Regions from separate parts of the Homo sapiens genome. Here region 2 is linked to region 1. The links are chromatin loops, found by intact Hi-C in ENCODE. Cell type or tissue: heart left ventricle. All regions are shown on one strand. Links, peaks and the distances in the headings refer to the core of each region. The heading gives the core; the rest is flanking DNA. Region 1 overlaps RORA (RAR related orphan receptor A). Region 2 holds the start of RORA-AS2 (RORA antisense RNA 2).

The links. A loop is a pair of places that touch in the nucleus more often than their neighbours do. Peaks named below come from ENCODE experiments on the same cell type or tissue, not always from the same donor. Only the 100,000 strongest peaks of a DNase experiment are listed, where the experiment ranks them.
Region 2: it touches region 1 in a loop (3.0-fold over the local background); 3 of 110 quality-filtered maps call a loop at or near these places.

The regions. Positions count from the first base shown.
Region 1 is chr15:60,747,402-60,756,708 of GRCh38, reverse strand. All of the region lies in intron 1 of RORA (RAR related orphan receptor A), which reads left to right. Among named protein-coding and RNA genes, the nearest start is that of RORA-AS4, 12 kb to the left of the region's middle. RefSeq lists a silencer at 4,983-5,177. In heart left ventricle, for the core only: no CTCF peak of the experiment used is centred there; a DNase peak (open chromatin) is centred at 3,952; H3K4me3 peaks cover 924 bases; H3K27ac peaks cover 1,843 bases.
Region 2 is chr15:60,680,993-60,690,299 of GRCh38, reverse strand. The region is part of intron 1 of RORA (RAR related orphan receptor A); the gene reads left to right. It overlaps RORA-AS2 (RORA antisense RNA 2), which reads right to left and starts at 8,731. Exons shown (of 2, transcript NR_120319.1): 1 at 8,305-8,731; 2 at 3,051-3,573. In heart left ventricle, for the core only: no CTCF peak of the experiment used is centred there; no DNase peak of the experiment used is centred there.

The sequences.
Region 1 (9,307 bases), core at 557-8,556:
TTTGGGTAAAAACATGTGATTTATTTTTATTCTTTGTTTATTTCTAGTGAAATAAAAGAGGATTTCTGGCTGCTATTAGTAAACACATCTATACAAAAAATTAAAAGCCAAACTGGATATAAGCAACACCAAACTTTCCATTATTAACATTGATTTTTGAACTTAACGGAGAGATCTTAATGGGTTATGTGACAGGTAAATGCAATTCTGAAATCCAGTGAAGAATACTTTGACATATATTTATAAAGTTATCATCAGATGCACAGTCTTTATAAACTTTTCAAATTTTACTTCAGAATTCTTCTACTATTTGTCATTACCAAAAACCCGCTGTGGGTAAGAATCAGACAACTTAATCAATTAAACAATTAACCAAAAATAAACATTTTAAATTGCCTCGTCATTCAGTTGCCACAATAACTGGTAACATTCAGCTCCTCACCCAATGGTGGAGGGTGACGAAGTCATGAGCACAGGTAGGTGATGCCAAACTCTGCTCTTTTAAATGAAAACCATATGTAATTATTCACTACATTCATCCAGTTATTTAAGTAGAAATTAAAATATCTGCTATTATCACCTTTAATGATATGAACATTGCAGAAACTTTTTTTGTGAAACCCTGGGTTTCCCTCAGTTTGGGAGCTGTCACTTAGGAGAAGGTGGAGATATTGAGGGATGATAAGCCCCACAAGGGCAAGGATTTCGTTTTGTTCACTGCTACATCCCCTGTACCAGGACGGTGCCTGGCACAGCACAGACACTTTGCAGATATTCAGTGAATAAATGAATGAGTGAATGAATGAATGCAGGTTAAGCCGAAGTCAGAGTTTTCTGCAGAGGTATGGAATGGAGTGGACATGATTTGCATGGAGGAGAGAAACTGCTGCAAGAACAAGAGAGGGAACAAACAGGAGATGAGTTAGCAAACAACCTTGTAGGTGAAAAGGCAGATCGTTTCCATGAAGAACAATCATGTATCCCACAACCATTTCTTGAACAGCTTCTATGTGTTGGGTTTGTGGAAAATGCTATGGGATTCAGAGATGAAAAAGACTCAGCTCTCTGCTGGAGAGGATGTGGAGAAATAGGAACACTTTTACACTGTTGGTGGGACTGTAAACTAGTTCAACCATTGTGAAAGTCGGTGTGGCGATTCCTCAGGGATCTAGAACCAGAAATACCATTTGACCCAGCCATCCCATTACTGGGTATATACCCAAAGGATTATAAATCATGCTGCTATAAAGACACATGCACACGTATGTTTATTGCGGCACTATTCACAATAGCAAAGACTTGGAACCAACCCAAATGTCCGACAATGATAGACTGGATTAAGAAAATGTGGCACATATACACCATAGAATACTATGCAGCCGTAAAAAAGGATGAGTTCATGTCCTTTGTAGGGACATGGATGAAGCTGGAAACCATCATTCTCAGCAAATTATAGCAAGGACAAAAAACCAAACACCACATGTTCTTATTCATAGGTGGGAATTGAACAATGAGAACACATGGACACAGGAAGGGGAACATCACACACCGGGGCCTGTTGTGGGGTGGGGGGAGGGGGGAGGGATAGCATTAGGAGATATACCTAATGCTAAATGACGAGTTAATGGGTGCAGCACACCAACATGGCACATGTATACATATGTAACAAACCTGCACACTGTGCACATGTGCCCTAAAACTTAAAGTATATATAAAAAAAAAAAAAGACTCAGCTCTCATCTTCAAGAAGTGCACTGAGTTTACGGGGATAATAAGAGAGATATCCATTCCAGACTGAGCATACACAACCCACATTCCACAGACATTAGAAGGAAAGAGAAAGGAGTCGAAGGGAAGTGCTAGCTTCAAGAAGCAAGAGAATGGAGCCCTATTTCCAGCTTTGCCACCAACTGGAAAGTCATTTGCCCTCTCTGGGTCCTAGTTTCCTCATCTGTATAAGAAAGGACTAGGACCAGAGCTCCTCCAATGTGCCTGTGCAGCAAACCTCTGACAGTCTATGGGATTTGGAAATTCAGAGGAGGTGGATGTCAATGTTGGCAGAGGTATTGTGGACATGTATCCTCAAGGATGTGGAAGTTGAGTTGTCCCTGAAGAATGAGGGAAGGGCGTCAAAGTTGGGGGTCAAGCATTTCAGGTAGAAGAACTAGGAAGGAATTAAGCCATGAGACTAAAACAGCCCTAATAATTTTTTGATGTCCATTTTATGAAGTAAGAGAAGTATGAACAAGCAGACTCAGATGATATGGATGCTACAGTACAGCTGGAATTAGCAAGAGTTTGTTTGGAACAAAGGGTCAAATTCATCTAACTGGAGTAATCCCAACTTTGGAAACCCCATATGTTGGTGTTAAGAGCAGTCTTCTAAAAGAGCTAAGTGAGAAGAATGCACAACGAAACCTCCATGGTAGTGAAACAATGATGTAAACAAAAGATGATGGGAAAATGTGACACGTTCTCACAAGGTGGAAAAGCAGCCGATGATTTTCAAAGCAGACAAATAAAAATACCTCATGCTATATTGTGAATATGGATTTCTACCCAAAAAGGGATGCCATTAGGACTCAAAAGACTAACACAATATAGGAAGTAACCATAATTCTATTGAGGCCAAAATTGAAAACATCATCCTTATTCAGACTCATTGAGAGGAGGTTGAGGAAGAAGAGCAAGTGAGTAGCCACGGACCAGTGTTCCGGGTCTGGGTCAAGGGCCTTGGCCAGTTGCTTAATGTTGGTCTCTTCATCTGTCCAGTGGGAGTAATAATACTTGCTCCACATGTATCGTGATGCTGTTACAAGGATCAAACGGGATAATAGAAGTGGATTTGCTTTAAAAAGAATCAAGTGCTGTAATCACTGGACTAAAGCAATAGAAATTCATGCATTTGTGATGTCTGTCTAGTATATGAACAGCTTGTGCAAACACACTTAAAGTAGTTCCTTGTATTTGCAGAGTGCTTCAGAGCTTGTCAGGTTCCAAAAAATATAAAGGGATATAGCATGGCTTTATATTCTGAAAACCTAGGTTTGGATTTCAATCTCATTGCTTCCTAGTGTGATTTGGCGTAGTGTTATTTAACACATCTGGGCTCAATTTCCTCATCTGTAAAATAGACAGAGATACCTACGCATGCATGGTGGTTGTGAAATTCACATGTGATAAGGGATGAAGGGTGGAGAGGTCAGTGCCTGCCCATGCAGGCCCTCAGAGCACACTGGCTGTTTTTATTTCCCTGTTCCGCTAGGACATAAGCTCCTAGGGCTGACCACGTCCATTGGTATTCCCAGTTACCAGCAGAGTTCCTGAGACAGAATTGGTGTTCGATAAATACTTGTTGAATGGATGGATTAACAGAATGAACGGATGGGTGAACACCCACCCTGTAACAGAGATGAAAGACGGTAATATCTGCTATCTTGGGTAAGAAAACCAAGGCTCAGAGAGTTGAAGTAACTGTTGAAGGTTCGTGTCAGAACTAAACTGCGAGTAGGACTTAAAGGGGTCCCTTTTCTACGCCATCCACGTGCTGCTCCCTGTTCTGAACCTCTAACCTTTGGTGGAATCATGGGCTACAGTTTTCTGAGCTGTTATTGTCATATCTTTTAGAAAACCAGAAGCAATAATATTTGCCTCTGCTTTATTTTTCTGGACTTTTGTTCAGGGCTCACAGAGTAAAAAAATTCAAGTCAACTTTTACATTCTTCTTGTTGTTTTGAAAAGGGGCCAAAAAGCAAAGCAAAGAAACATAAGCAAAATCTCAAATATCTTTGGTTTTGACAGTCCCTGGATGGCTGGACATAGCCCCAGGAAAATGAATCTAATCTGCACTGAAAGGTACAGTTTGTTTCTTTCTCCCACAGACAGACGGAAATGTGTGTTTGGGAGGCTGATTCATCCAATGGCCCCTGCACCAGGCCTGGGACCAGCGCTATTCATTATTTGCTCTGTTCCTCTTTCGTTTACAAGGTCAGAGTCGATGTTTTGGTTGTTTTCCCAGCAGTGCTCTACTGACCGACTTCGCTCTAATCCCTTGATGTCACTTAAATAAACTCGAGGCGGGTGGGGGTGGGGGGAGCAATTTGAGAACTCCAATGATTTCCTACCGCTGTTGTTCTCGGCGGCAAATTAATTTGATGCTGTTATGTAAGTGTAATCATCCTCTCTAATCACATCACAGGATTGGGAACTGCCAGAAATAACAGAAGGGAACATTGGAGATATCAAAGGGGAGCCACTAAAATAGATTGTTTATTTAGGTACCAAATTGAAACGCTATTATTGGGAGATGGAAAACAACCGTCGCCACACTTTCCTTTCACACGTCCCTGCGCTTTACATACTGTATTTGTCAGGATGCATCAGCCAGAAGGAAAAGGAAAGAGGAAATCAGAGCTTCCATTTGTGCCATCGGGAAGGAAATGGGGAAAGTCAGAGGTGTCTGAGCGTCAATGGGCTTTTGTTGGTGCGCAAAATTTTGGTTGTGATTACTGCTCTAAGACGCTTCTCTCTGCCTGATGTTCTTTCCTGATGTCTGCCCTCTCTCTTCTTTATTCTTTCCCATACTAGCCCATTGCCTTCTCCCTCCCCATTTTTTTTTTAGCAAGTCAAAGAAGACTCAGCCTAGCTCGGATGATCCTTCTCCACCTCCTTATTGATGGCCCTTCTCTCAAGTGATGGGGACCCTGGAGATAGGTTAAATGCATACAGCTTCCCTATCTCCTCACACATGTTGTCGGATCTCTTCCCAAACTCTTCTGCTTCTACCTAGACATGGAGTCATAGGGGTGAGAAATAAAGTCCCATCCTTACTTGGAGTGTTTTACAGAGTGGTCTATGCAGTTTTGGTAGAGGAGCTTAGAGGCCTGTTTTTGTTCCTCAGCTCTGTTCCTCCTCCCTGGGCAGATTGTTTACTGTTTCTGAGCCTCAGTTTCTTCATCTATAAGAAGGGATAGCGACACCAAGCTCAACCTGGTGCCGAGAGGATGCAGGAAGGTAACACCTGTGAAAGCCAGGCCCGCAGTGGTCAAGAAAGCAGGTGCTGGAGTCAGAGTCTGCAGTCAGAATTTGGGATCTGGGCCCCAGCACTACCACTCAGCTGCCCAGGACCTTGGTCAAGGTACTTATCTCTTTACACCTCAACATCATTTGTAAAGTGGGATAAAGAAAATACTGATCAAAATAGCCTGAGGGTTAAATAAACATGCATATTTTCAATGATTGGCATAGCGCCTGGTCTACTAAATGCTAGCTTATCGTCATTATTATTATTCTCATTGTTATTATTTATTGTTGTAATAGCAAAGCTTAATTAAATAATAATGATACTAATGATGGTGATCCGTTTCCTGCTAGTCCCACTTCTTATTCCCACCACTGATCTTCACGCAACTGCCAATTCCTCCTGATGTTATTTGCCATAAGTAATCAATACATGACAACAGGGTTAGAATCACTGTTGAAGGAGGCAGAACAAAGTGAACCATGGACAGGTTGTAGAGAGAGATGCCCCGCCATGGGGAGGGAAAGGACATTCAGCTGAAGGCTCTTAGGAGACATACTCCTTAGGGCCTCTGACTGTGGGCTGTCCCTGTTCTCCTGGTCTCCCAGGCCCTCTGCACTGTCTTGGATTCTGCTCCCCACCTGCCTTTCTTCCCTGCTCTCCTCACTGCCTGCCTGAAAATGCCTTCTGCCAGCCAAGTCCTCACAGTGGAGTGAAATAATCCTTTTACCGTGGGGTAACGAGAGGGACATCCAACCTGGAGTTGGAACTAAGGTGCTTGAATCCTTCCCTGCCCTTCGCCCCTCAGATGACTGTGTTTATGGACCTAGGTGGCTTTGTCTATGAAGCATGCATGGCACAGTGCCAGCCAATTCCCTCTTTCTGAAGCAACTGCTAGAATACTGAATACCTTCCCTGAAGGTAAAATACAAATATTTTTTAAGTGAAAAATGAAAATACATTTCTGAAACTGTTTTCTACATGCTGATCACAAAAGGGAATAGATTACTATCCATGGTCCTCTTTTGCTCTTTTTCCTCTAATCTAATCTCAGTTTGATGTCCTCTCTCCTTGAAAGATTATATACATAGAGAGCCTAATTATTAGGCTGCCCAAAACAGCTGCTATACCTGGACAGAACGCTCACTGAGGTTTGGTCACCAGACTCAGACAAGGTTGAACACGGTAGCATCTGGGACAAAAATATGCTTGCAAAAATATATTGAAACTGAAATTTTAAAAGGGATTCTTTCTCTGCTTCTGTTTTCTAAAGAAAATTATCTGCACAATTGTTCTCTGTATGTCACTTCATTTGACATGAACTTTTCAAACTGCAGGTTTTAGCTAGCTAGTTTATGCCTAAAACAAAGGAAATACTGATTGAGGAGACCAGTGGCATGGTGGAGAGTGAGTCCTTTCTCAGCTGTAGATATGACCTGGGTCTCCTAGGCTTTGGAGTCAGACTTTGGCTATGCCACTTTCTGGCTGTATGGCTTTGGGCAAATTACTTAACCTTTTTGAACCTCCATTTCCTCAACTGTAAATTGGAGCTGATAATAGTATCCATCTGTAGGGATGTAGTGAAGATAATATGAAATAATAAATGAAAAATACTTGGCACATAGAAAGGTTTTGATTAATATTAGCTATATTGTTTTTAAGACAGAGTCTTGCTCTGTTTGCCAGGCTGGCGTGCACTGGTGTACTCATGGCTCACCGCAGCCTCGACATTCCAGACTCAAGCAATTCTTCCACCTCAGCCTCCTGAGTAGCTGGGACTACAGGCGCACACTACCACGTCAGACTAATTTTTTGTAATTTGTAGTAGAGACGGGGTCTCACTATGTTGTCCAGGCTGATCTTGAACTCCTGGGCTCAAGCAATCCTCCTGCCTCGGCCTTCCAAAATGTTGGGATTACAGGTATGAGCCACCGCACCCAGCCCTAATATTAGCTATTATCGTTATTGTTTTTGTTATTTAGATTTAGATCTTTAGGTGCCTAAAATCAGGGAACAGAGTTTCTCTCCATCATATCCCCTGGTAAAAGGAGACAGTGTCTAAGTGTGCTAACAGACAGCCTGCAACATTTACCTGGGCAATTCTGGTTTGCATTTACTTTTTCCCACAAAGTTTAGTCCATTAATGTAAGGGTTACTTAAATTGATCATCAACTTATTCTCCCTCTCTTAGCTAGTGTAAATTAATCTCCTAAAATAGCTAAAACAGTTCAATATTTGACTACATATCATAACTCACCACCATAGAATATTAGTTAGAAAAAAATAAGCATTTACAGAAATCCCATTAATTTACATTTCATCCCTGCTTAGAGCAATTTGCAGTAATTCAATCTGGATCAGGCTACGTTAAGTTTTACATCTATGTTTTAGAGAAATAATTTACTGGAAGAATTAATGGTGCAAGTGAGATTGTAAGGGATGTACTAAACTTTTAAAGACAGTAAATATTTTTATAACAATAATAGTCTGTATGAAATTAAAATTTGTAATTTATAGGTGGATGTTGTTCAATGAAGGCATAGAGCCATGTTTCTCAAAATTCCATCCAAGAGAGAATAGGGGGAAAGACCACTGCTCATAAACTACACCCCACGACTTCTGAATCAGGATCCCTGGGGATGGACTCTAGGAATGTGCATTTTAACAAGCTCCCGGGGTGATTCTTATATTTACTAAAATTTATAATTATCTATTATACAAAATATTGACAATCACTTATACATTGATTAAGGTAACCGGGAAACTCCTTCACAGCTATCTAGAGTTCCTCCGTGTACTGGAAAACACTCGAGCTTCCTCTTTTAAAAATATTCTAGAATACAAACACTCCCACTAGTGCAGACTGATCTCCCCCTTAAACAGGGAGGTGTTGCTGAAACATACCCCAACTTCCCGTTATCAATGCCATGCTTCCTGCATTATAACCCTGTAATGGAAATCCATACTGCCTAAAAATTAGGGTGGTAAGAGTGGGATTCAAAGAAACCAGGCTGAGACCTGGGAGGCCTAGAAGGAGAACCAGGATAGAACTGAACAAGGACTCAGTTACTGAACCAGGAGCTGTGTTGGTCATAAGGTCATAAGGTCAGGAACCTAGTTAAGAACCCAGCTCAGGACAAGTTGACTAAGAGGCTGCCTTAATTTGAAGCCACTGCACAATCCACCTGTGAGTTGACATATAAGTCAAAGAAGTGTGAAACATTAACATATATAAGAACCACGTGAGGAGGAACCTCTTACTTTATTTGAATGCAGATGGTTCAATCTCTGGACCCATTCCCTTGTTAACAAAATAATCCCTATGTCTGAAGGCACTAATTTATGTCTCCTTATGTGTGTGTGTTTTTTTTTTTTTTTTCGCTAATTATATCAGTATTGGCTTAGGACTACTTTTTTCATCCATTTCTATGTAAACTATATGATATAGATGTGCACACATGTGCAAACACACACATTTTAGGCCAGCGCATTTATGTCCATACTTAAAATATTTTAAATTAGGCTTTGACTTAAAAGCAAATCTTTTCATCTTATTTTATAATGGCAAAGGATGTGCAGCAAACACAAAGTTGACCCAGAGGTTCATTTATGCCACTGTTTGCTGGAGATTAAGACCATGGGGCGAGCAAGTTTGCTTGTAACTGAAGCACAGACTCTTGGCCATTTGCAACATTTTAAACTTTAACAAGTGGGCAATGCAATATAAATGATGCTTTAAACATTTATGCATTGGGTGGGAATCTATATTAATTATAAAACAAAAGGCCAAGTCCTAGAAACAAAGAAGCATTATTATTTTTTTTCTTTCTGAGTTGCTTTACTAAGAATTAGATCCCTAAAATAGAGGCGTAGAAACAAGAAAGGTTCTACCTACTAGATTTGTAGCTTAACTGGGAGCCCAAGACAATTCATCTGAGAGCTTACCATGGCCTGTTTGCATATTCTGCTCCTTGCCTTGCTTGTGTCCTCCAGCAATCACATACTGTGCATCTCAAAACCGCCTCTCCTTGTGCACAGTAGTCATTCTTGTGGTCCACATGGGAAAGCCTCACCTATTCTGAAATTCTGAAATGGTGGAAGCAAGTCCAAATGGTAGTAAGTTTATAAAGTGTCTCTGGCAGGTGATTGGAGCATGTTAGAATTTTTCTTTCTGTATAAAAATATTTGTATGTATTCTTCTATTTAATAGATCGAGGCTAAGTAAAGAGATGCCAATTTTAAAAAATCTGTTTCGATATCTTTGCTCTACTTCCAGTCACTCGAACC
Region 2 (9,307 bases), core at 919-8,918, 67 kb after region 1:
ATGTCTTGGTAAGAATCTAGTCTTTTGGCCATACCCAGCTGCAAGGGACTCTGGGAATTACAGCCTCTAACTGGATGGCTATGTGTCCATCTAAAACTTGACTGCCCTGGAGGAATGGGAGAATGGATTTGGTGGGGCAGCAAGAAAACAACTGCACTCTGTTTTTGGAGGACCCCAGAGTATTATTGCCAGACACCTTACACTCATAACATTTCCTGGACCTTTGTAGTAATTTCATGGAACTGTGGTAACAAAGTGCCACAAACTGGGTGGCTTAAAACAACAGAAATTGTTTTACGCCAATTGTCGTTGGCACAGGCAAACACCTGTGTGGTAGCTAAAGGATGGTGGTGTTCTCTCACAGTTCTGGATGCTAGAAGTCCCAAAATCAAGGTGGCAGCAGAGCCTTGCTCCCTCTGAAGGCTTTAGGGAAGAAGTTCCTGAAGCCTCTCTCCTAGCTTCTGGTAGTTGCTAGAAATCCTTGGCATTCTTGAGCTTATAGCTATGTCACTCCAATCCCTCCTCCATCTGCATGTGGCCTTTTTCTCTATGTGTTGTCTGTGTCCCTGAATGCACATCTCCCTCTCCTTCCTCTTACACAGATAGTAGTAATTAAATTTAGACTAAATCTAAATACTTAGTCTAAGTATTCAGATGACTGGTCCCTGGACCAGTATTGCCTCATCTTAATTATATCTATAAAGATATGATTTCCAAATGAGGTCACATTCGCAGGTATCAGGAGTTAGGACTTGAATATGTCTTTCTGGGGGATGCAACTCAACCCGTTACAACCTTTTTAAAACTAAAATTTAAAAAAAGACAAATGGAAAAAGAATAATTTAAAAGAGAAGAACTGTGCTAGTTGAAATCAATCAAAATATAACAAGGTATGTCAATCTCCAAAAGAACCCATAGTTTATTCTGAAGCTCGGGGCCACCTTAGTGTCTCATCCCAAGGACATATGGGCCTTTTTTCCTTCCTTTCTCTATGGAACATTCCAATGCATTCCTGTAAGATGCATTGCCATCAGATAACATTGCTTAGATAATAGAATTCACTGACAGCTGACCACTTTCAGCTTTGCACTGCCTATACCTTTTGATAATCACAACAGCCTCATGAAAAAGGTATCCTTACTTCCATCCTACAGATATTGAAACTGAGGCTCAAGCTAAGTAGCTTGCCTCAAGTGAAACGACTAGTTGGTAGGTGAAACTGGGCTTGCAACCTGGGTCTTTCTGACTCCAGAGGTCATCCTCTTTGTATTACAGGGCACTAACTCCTGGAGATTTATCAGGAGGTCCTGATGAAAGGGCTCACTCCTGCCTTGAGGATTTTGTGATCAGTCTCTGAGGTAGCACCTGTACTGCAGAGGTCTCCACAGGCCTTTGGTTGCTGGTATGTGTTGACACTGTAGTCATATGCCCTATAGTCATTGGCTTAGGCAAACACCTGTGTGGTAGCTAAAGGGTGGTGGTTTTCCTAGGAGTCAAAAGTTGTCCCAAGTCAGCCCCTGGGTCTCTCACTGCATTCTCGAGCACTGTGTAAAATACATGGTACTAAGCAAGCCTTATTTTTCAGACCTTTATCAGCATATTGGTTATGATTACCATTTTGGCAAGTATTATCAGATTATCCATCACCATAGGGCACTCCTGAAAGTAGCCAGCTATGCTATCACACTTTCACTTCAGACTTCACATAGGGTTCTCTAGAAAGGATAATGCAATTAGTACTTGCCATAGGAAACTGGGTCTCCTAACAGTCACAGAGAGATGTTTGCAATATTAAAAACTAATATTAGGTCAACATTGCCTTGCTTTATTTCATTTTATCTTCACAGTAACCTTGTGGAATAGTTATTTAATATTAACTTTTCTTTCTTATTATTATAATTTTATTTGTACAGGTGTTTTATAGAAATTTTAGAAAACATAGACAAAGAAAAATCAGTCATAATTCCTCCACCCAAACATAATCACTCTCATTAATTTGGTGTATGTATTTTTTGTCTTTTTTCTATACATTTTTTTTTCCTTTTTTGACAAAATGATATACTATGCTTTGGGACTTTGAATTTTTTTGTTTCTCATAATGCAGCTGGAACATCATTGTCTCTGATTTATTTTTCTTTATTTTAATGATGGTAGCGCCTTCCATTTGGTAAACATATCATGCTTTATTTGCCATCCTCTACTGCTAATATTTGGGTGTTCCCTTGAATGTTTTGCTGATATAAATAATATTATGATAACTCTTGTGTATATTCATGATTAATTCCTAAAATTTCTAGTGGTGGAATTTTAGAATGAAAGAAGAAATCTTTTTCCTCTCCTTTTAGTGATGAGGAAACTGAGGATCGGAGAGAGTATCTTGCCCCAAATTATATAGCTGGTAAGTGGCAGAGCTGGGAAAAGAATCCAGATTTCCTGATTCTAAAATCCCATATGGGAACATAGCTTGTACATCTAATCTAACAATACCAAACTTTTCTTCATAAAATCTGTGAATGCAAGGTAAGTATTTTGTTGTTGTTGTTTTGGAGACGGAGTCTCATTCTGTCACACAGGCTGGAGTTCAGTGGCACAATCTCTGCTCACTGCAACCTCTACTTCCTGGGTTCAAGTGATTCTTGTGCCTCAGCCTCCTGAGCAGCTGGGACTTCAGGCATGCGCCACCATGGCTAGCTAATGTTTTTGGTATTTTTTGGCAGAGATGGGGTTTCACCATGTTGGCCAGGCTGGTCTCAAACTCCTGACCTCAAGTGATCTGCCCGCCTCGGCCTCCCAAGAGAAGTATCTTGATGGCTACTTTCTTTTCTTGAGCTTTTATCCAGCAATCACCAATCCAGACAAACTGCCTAAAGTTCTGTAATCAGAGGGGAGTAGAGAGGCTACAAATAGTAATGATCTATGATTTCCTAATTTATAATTTAATCAGTTTTTCATATGTCTTCTTCAAAGTGTTAATAATATTGATACTCTAAAAAATTCTTTATGGACCCATGGTATTCTATATATCAGGAAATAACTGGTCACCACCTCTCTACTTTTAAATATTTGTTTAATACCCCATTGGATCCTAGGGCTTTTACTTTTCATCTTATCTGAGAGTGGGCCTCATTTCCTCCAAATTTAGAACTGAATTTCTATTGTGTCCACTTTGGCAGATTCCCTCTCTTCTCTAGGTGATTCAAGACATGAGTGAATGCATGGGGTTTTTCCTTCTTCCATCATTACATAGTGATACCCTTGGTCTATCTATGCTTCTGCCATCAGTAGCAGACTTCGTTCTGGGGGGAGCTGCAGACCAGGTGATATTTCTTCAGTCTTTACTTGCCTTGACTTGGTATGCTGACCAGGATCCATGCTCGATGAGGTATGATTTAGGTTGTCTATCCAAGGGCATGATTCATGCAAACTTCCCATAGTGTCTGACTTGCTTTGGGGCCAGCAACTCCATAATCTTTGGGCCATCCTCATCCAACCTGTTCTGGTAGCTTCGACTTTGGGGGCTGCAGCTATAGCCGGCATCCAGGCAAGTCACCCACAGACAGTTCACTTCCGTACCTGCCCATATGAGTGACAAAGATAAACAGATTTAACAGATTGCAGAGGCACATAAAGTAAAGCATTTCTGGAAAAGCATGGTGTAAGCTGCTGATGTTTACCTGAGCTGAATTATTCACTTAGAAGATAAAACTGCTCAATTCTAGAAGGCTAAGCTGAAAGTGTTGATATCAGTTCACACCTCTGCCCTCAGAGCTCCAAGATCAAATTTAAATCAACCAGGTAATATCGAATGGATAGCATCATCTTCCATACAGACACTCAATAAAAGGAAATCAATTTGAAAAAATAAGGCTTCTTATGATTCTTACTATACATAAGTACTAATCATACTTTGGGACGAGTAAATAACAAGAGAAATTGCCCTCCTTACATATGGACTTTTCGTAGTGCATTGAATAGTAATCTCTGAGAAGAGGGATGTTTCCCAAATAAGTTTTGTCTGAAGATTTCTTTCTCTGATAGACTGATGGTCTCTTTATGTTGCCTTTGCTGGGGAACCCGGAATGAGGCTTTGTCCTTGGAACTGTTTTGTTAAAGATAAAGGCAGGACTTGAAAGAGGGCATACTTCTGGTCTGCCTGTCCAAAATTAAAAGATATTTCTGGGCACTAATGTCAGGAAATATGACCTAGAGATGGAGAGCAATCACAAATTTTTTTTTTGAATTCAAAAAACAGGAAAAATTCCTCTTATCCATTCCCATAACCATTTTTCAAACTAAAATGGAATATTTTTCATGGCGTCCAAAGCACCTTGGTTGGTAAAAGAGCTGAAATATTATTGCCGAAACAGCTCAACCTAGGCTCAAATCGAACATAAAAGAAACCTCCCATTATAGTATTATTAATGTTCATAATTAGTATATCTAAATGATTTTTAAAGGCTTTTTATGCAATTACAAAATGTTTGATTGTCGTAACATTGCTAATGCTTTGATGCCTTCCACGTGTTGTCCTTGGTCCCTGCAACCCTGGCACATAATTTATTTCTCTTTTGAGTGAACTCTAAGCATTAGTGTCCATTAAGAATTTTTGAAACAAAGTCCAAAGATTACTTGGAGCACTTTCAGTAATATGTACTGATTATCATTAATAGTTCTTTTGTCCTAGACAAGGACATTGTTTTGTAACATCATTTTGTTTGGCGAGGCCCTACTCGGGCTGTGTTCCGGATCCGCCTCGTGCATAGATTTTCTTTTTGACTATGTGTAGAATGGAGCAGTCTCCTGGGACAACTCAGGATTGAGGAGGAGGGGGACATAAGGCCAGCACAAAGTGATATTTTTTCTTTAGAAAACAATTATTAGCTATTCAAAAAAGAAGCCTAAATTCTAGGCCTCGTTTCTTAGCTAGTGTTCATGCACTGCGTGTAAATTTGCCGTTTTAACTGCTAGCGCCTCACAATGAGGAAGTCAAAAAGAAGTAAGGAGAGCACAGCGGATCCAGGAGACCACAGCCTTTGCAGCATGCTTGTTGAGAATGTGGCAGGGAGTGGGTTAAGTGTTTGGGTTTTATTTGGAAAATTCTTTCCTTAGCTCTCCAATGCTGCCTTCCCGGATTATCCCGTTTAATAACAGGATTAATGGGTTTTGCCTATGTCCAGTCAAGGGTTGTCTCTCTGTTTGTCTAATATAAAGTGGATTCACAAGGTGTATGCAATAAGAAACATACTTTAGTAGGAAAGAGGTACTATATCCTGTGCCCCACGTGAATTATCTTACATTTTACTATAAACCTAGTCCTAAGAATTTTATTCCCATTTTATGGAATAAGAAAAGAAAGGCTCAGAGAAGTTAAGCTATATTTGCCCAAGCGCTCATAGCTTAAATAATAGGTGTCTTCTTTAACTCAGACATCTTGCAGGGAGGGAGAATAAATCTTGTGAAAGCCTTCAGATTTGGAGCCCTGCTTTTCTAGGAATTAAAGGAGGAGTCAATGTGCAAGCCTGGTGTAGAGACATGAGTTGGGCCAATTCAAGACTTTGTTCATTATCACTCAACACATCTCTTCCTCCCTGCCACATTCACTTGCAAAGTAAAAATATTGACATATTTTTAAAATAAAAGGAAATCTACATGGCATGGTTTTGAGTGGTTTGTTTGTTTGTTTGAGATGGAGTCTCGCACTGTCGCCCAGGCTGGAGTGCAGTGGCGTGATCTCAACTCACTGCAACCTCCACCTCCCAGGTTCAAGTGATTCTCCTGCCTCAGTCTCCCGAGTAGCTGGGATTACAGGCACCCACCACCACACTTGGCTAATTTTTTGTATTTTTAGTAGAGACTGTGGGTTTCACTATGTTGGCCAGGCTGGTCTCAAATGCCTGACGTCATGATCCACCCATCTCGGCCTCCCAAAGTTCTGGGATTACAGGCGTGAGCCACCATGACCAGCCTGTTCGTTTTTTAATGCTAACACAGAATTTTTTCATGTTTATAATATCTCTATCTCAAAAGTTGTTTTCTCGTTGCAAAAGAGGACAAAAGAAGACACACAGGCTGAATACTGGCAAAGTGGCAGAGTGGCATCAAGTCTAGGGCCTTGTCCAGGATACAAGGCCTCTGGAAATGCTGGTTTGGTAATTGCAAAATTTGGGAAGAGGAAAAATGCCACCTCTTACTAAAAAAAAAAGAAAAAAAAGTAAAATTAACTGGATACCCAGACAATTTCCTAAAAACCAAGAGACAATTAGAAGTCAGTCAAGAAAGTTAACTGGTCCAAGATTTGGCACTGACGGGAAATACCAGCTTACATTCCTGAAGTGCTCTGTTCTGGGATGACTATAATGAAACTTCCCTACTGATAACCATGGCAGGGCTAAATCTGTGATATTTTCATGACATTTCCTTTGCTTTACTTTGAAGCATGGCCAGTTAAAGAGAGTCAAGCATTTTTGCTGTATTAGAAGCTCAACTTTGCTTTGGACCGAATATTTTGGGGCCTTTTAGCCCTCTTAGTTTTAGGGGTTTAATTGGCAATTTAAAACTTCTGTCATATTGTTAAGTTAGAAATTGTGCTCAAGCATTACCTGGAAATCTGGAAATACACCTGCCGTGTGTGTGTGTGTGTGTGTGTGTGTGTATGTGTATCTGGGTAAAATAGAAGGAGTCTTACAGCTTTATCAAAAGGTGCCATTTTTCTCTAGCCCAGATAATTTTTAAAGATCTCCCAAGAAAAGTGCATCTTTTACTTATATAACCTTTTGTGGGCACTGTCTTTTTTCTTCTTTGGTTGTTAAAGGCAAGAAGAAAAAAGTTTCAGGGGGTTACCTTTGATTATGAGCCACATTGGATTTCTTACAGTGAGAAATAGATCTGACAGCCTGTTGCTTGGAAAGATGTGGTTTGGCTTGATAGCTTAGAAGCAGGGCAAGGAGCCATTGGTTGATGAACTGGAAGGGAAATTAAGAAATCATGTTGGCTGGGCAAGGTGGCTTACGCCTTTAATCCAGCACTTTGAGAGGCTGATGCAGGAGGATTGCTTGAGGCCAGGCATTCAAGATCAGCCTGAACAACATGGCAAGACCCCCATCTCTACAAAAAAAGTAAAAATTCTCTGGGCATGGTGCCACATGCCTGTAGTTCCAGCTACTAGGGAGGCTGAGGTGAGAGGATGGCTTGAGCCTGGGAGGTCAAGGCTGCAGCGAGCTATGATGGTGCCGCTGCACTCCAGTTCAGGCAACACACTGAGAACCTGTCTGGAAGAAAAAAAATGTCACTGACTACCTCATTCTGCATATAAGAAAACTAAGACCCAGAGAAGCTAAATTATTTGCCCAAGTCATCCACCGTGTTCACTTTGGGCGCAGGGTGTATGTGTATTTTAGGTTTAGAAACTTGGTTCCACCCCGTCATTCACCACAATTCTATCAAGTCCCTATCTCTGTAGAGAGCATTACCCTGCTCGTGGTCTGTTTGTGAATCTCTGGGGAAGGATCTTGGTGTTCTTCCCAGTCATTTGGAAGTGAATCAAAACCTGCACAACAGCTGGACTTGGTTCGATGCCCTTCGGTAGTGGGGACCAAAGTCCTTGCCTGTGCTGATCAGCAGCCCACTTGGATAATGCAGCCACTTGCTAGTGAGTAGGCAGCTTCCTTTTGTTTATTTTTTTAAATTTAAGACTGGGTGTCACTGTGTTGCCCAGGCTGGACTTGAACTCTTGGGCTCAAGCTATCCTCCTGCCTCAGTCACCCGAGTAGCTGGGATTACGGGTACCCACCACCATACCAGGCTCTTTCTCTAGACTTTAGAGAGTAAAGCGAATGGAGCTTGGGATCTAGAATAGAGTACACTTACTTTAAGGAACTTGGTTCTCCGTCTCATGCTGTCTTCCATCAAATATGAGGATATTTTCTAGTCAGAGTACTTGGTCTGAAAACCAGAGTCCTAGGCCATGAGTCAGTATGAAACTGAGGGACATCATGAGTAGCAATGGCATAGCTTTCACTATCACATGGTAATTCAGTTTGGTTAAACTAATACTATGTGAGTTGCTCACCCCTTACCAAAGTCATTTGTGTCACACTTCCCAATTTGTAAAGCTCTTCATACATCCTTATTTCCTTTAATTTTCACAACAGTCTTTTAAGTGTCATCATGATTGTATACAATTTTAAAAACCAAGAAATTCAGGACTAGAAAAGTTAAGTAACTTGTTCAAGGTCTCTCAACCTAGAAGCAGGAAAATGGGCTATACACGCAAGCTCAGGTCAGCTTGACTCCAGATCTAGTTACCTTAAGAGCTGCCTTTATTCTTGGATTCCTCATTAGAATCAGAATTATTTGCTTCCTTGAGACTTATTGTAGTTTATCTTTAGTAAGCCTAATTCTCCCAAAAATCTCGATTCAGAGCTACTGCTGGTGGTAGCACTAGGTTTGCATACGATTTTTTTTCTGAAGGCCTTTCTCCTTCCACTTGAGGAAAAACACTGGCAATGTATGACTGCTATGAGCTCACTGAGGCTGACCTCTCCTCCTGGTGAGAAAAACAGGAATCTTGTAACCTCTAGGAAAATGAGAAAAAGAAAAGGGGAGACCCATCCCTCATTTAAGGGTGAGAAAATGGCTGCTGGTAACAAACCCAGGCACACATGCCTGCTGCGAATGAAGGCCTAAGGTGGGCAAGTGTGGGTAATTCGGTCAGCTGGATTCCTGGCAGAATACTATGTTCTAGAATATTCCGGAACATTCTAGATTCAATTCAATATGCTCTTCTAGTAGTAGGGACTGTGGTTTCTGTGTGTTTGCATCAGCATCTGAGTACATCTTTCACCCAAACTCAGGATGAGTCTTCCTGGTTTAAATATGGCTGAGGGCACTCCCATAGGTTTAAATTATTTACAGAGCTGACTGCTGAGTGGTATGCTCCAAGGAGTAAAACTTTTTTGAGTATTTACTCTTTTGAGGGTACATCTACACTAGTGTTTTTAAAGATTTGCCATGAGTGTACTTCCAGTTTAATATAACTTTCCACAGAGAAATGTCTTATTATGCCAATTAAACTTTCCTGAGCCTCAGTTTCCCCATCTGTGAAATGAAAAGGATGTTTTCTGCTTTTTTTGGTACTTCTATGGAATCATTTACTATGAAGTACTAGAGCTTCTATGGAGAAATTAGGTTTCAGAGGATCAAAGAGAATTCCAATACATTTTCTGATTTTTTTCATTAAATTTGCCTTTTGTGTGTTTGTATTGTTTTTGTTTGTTCACTTTCTCTAGGGAAATAGACTTCTGTCTTC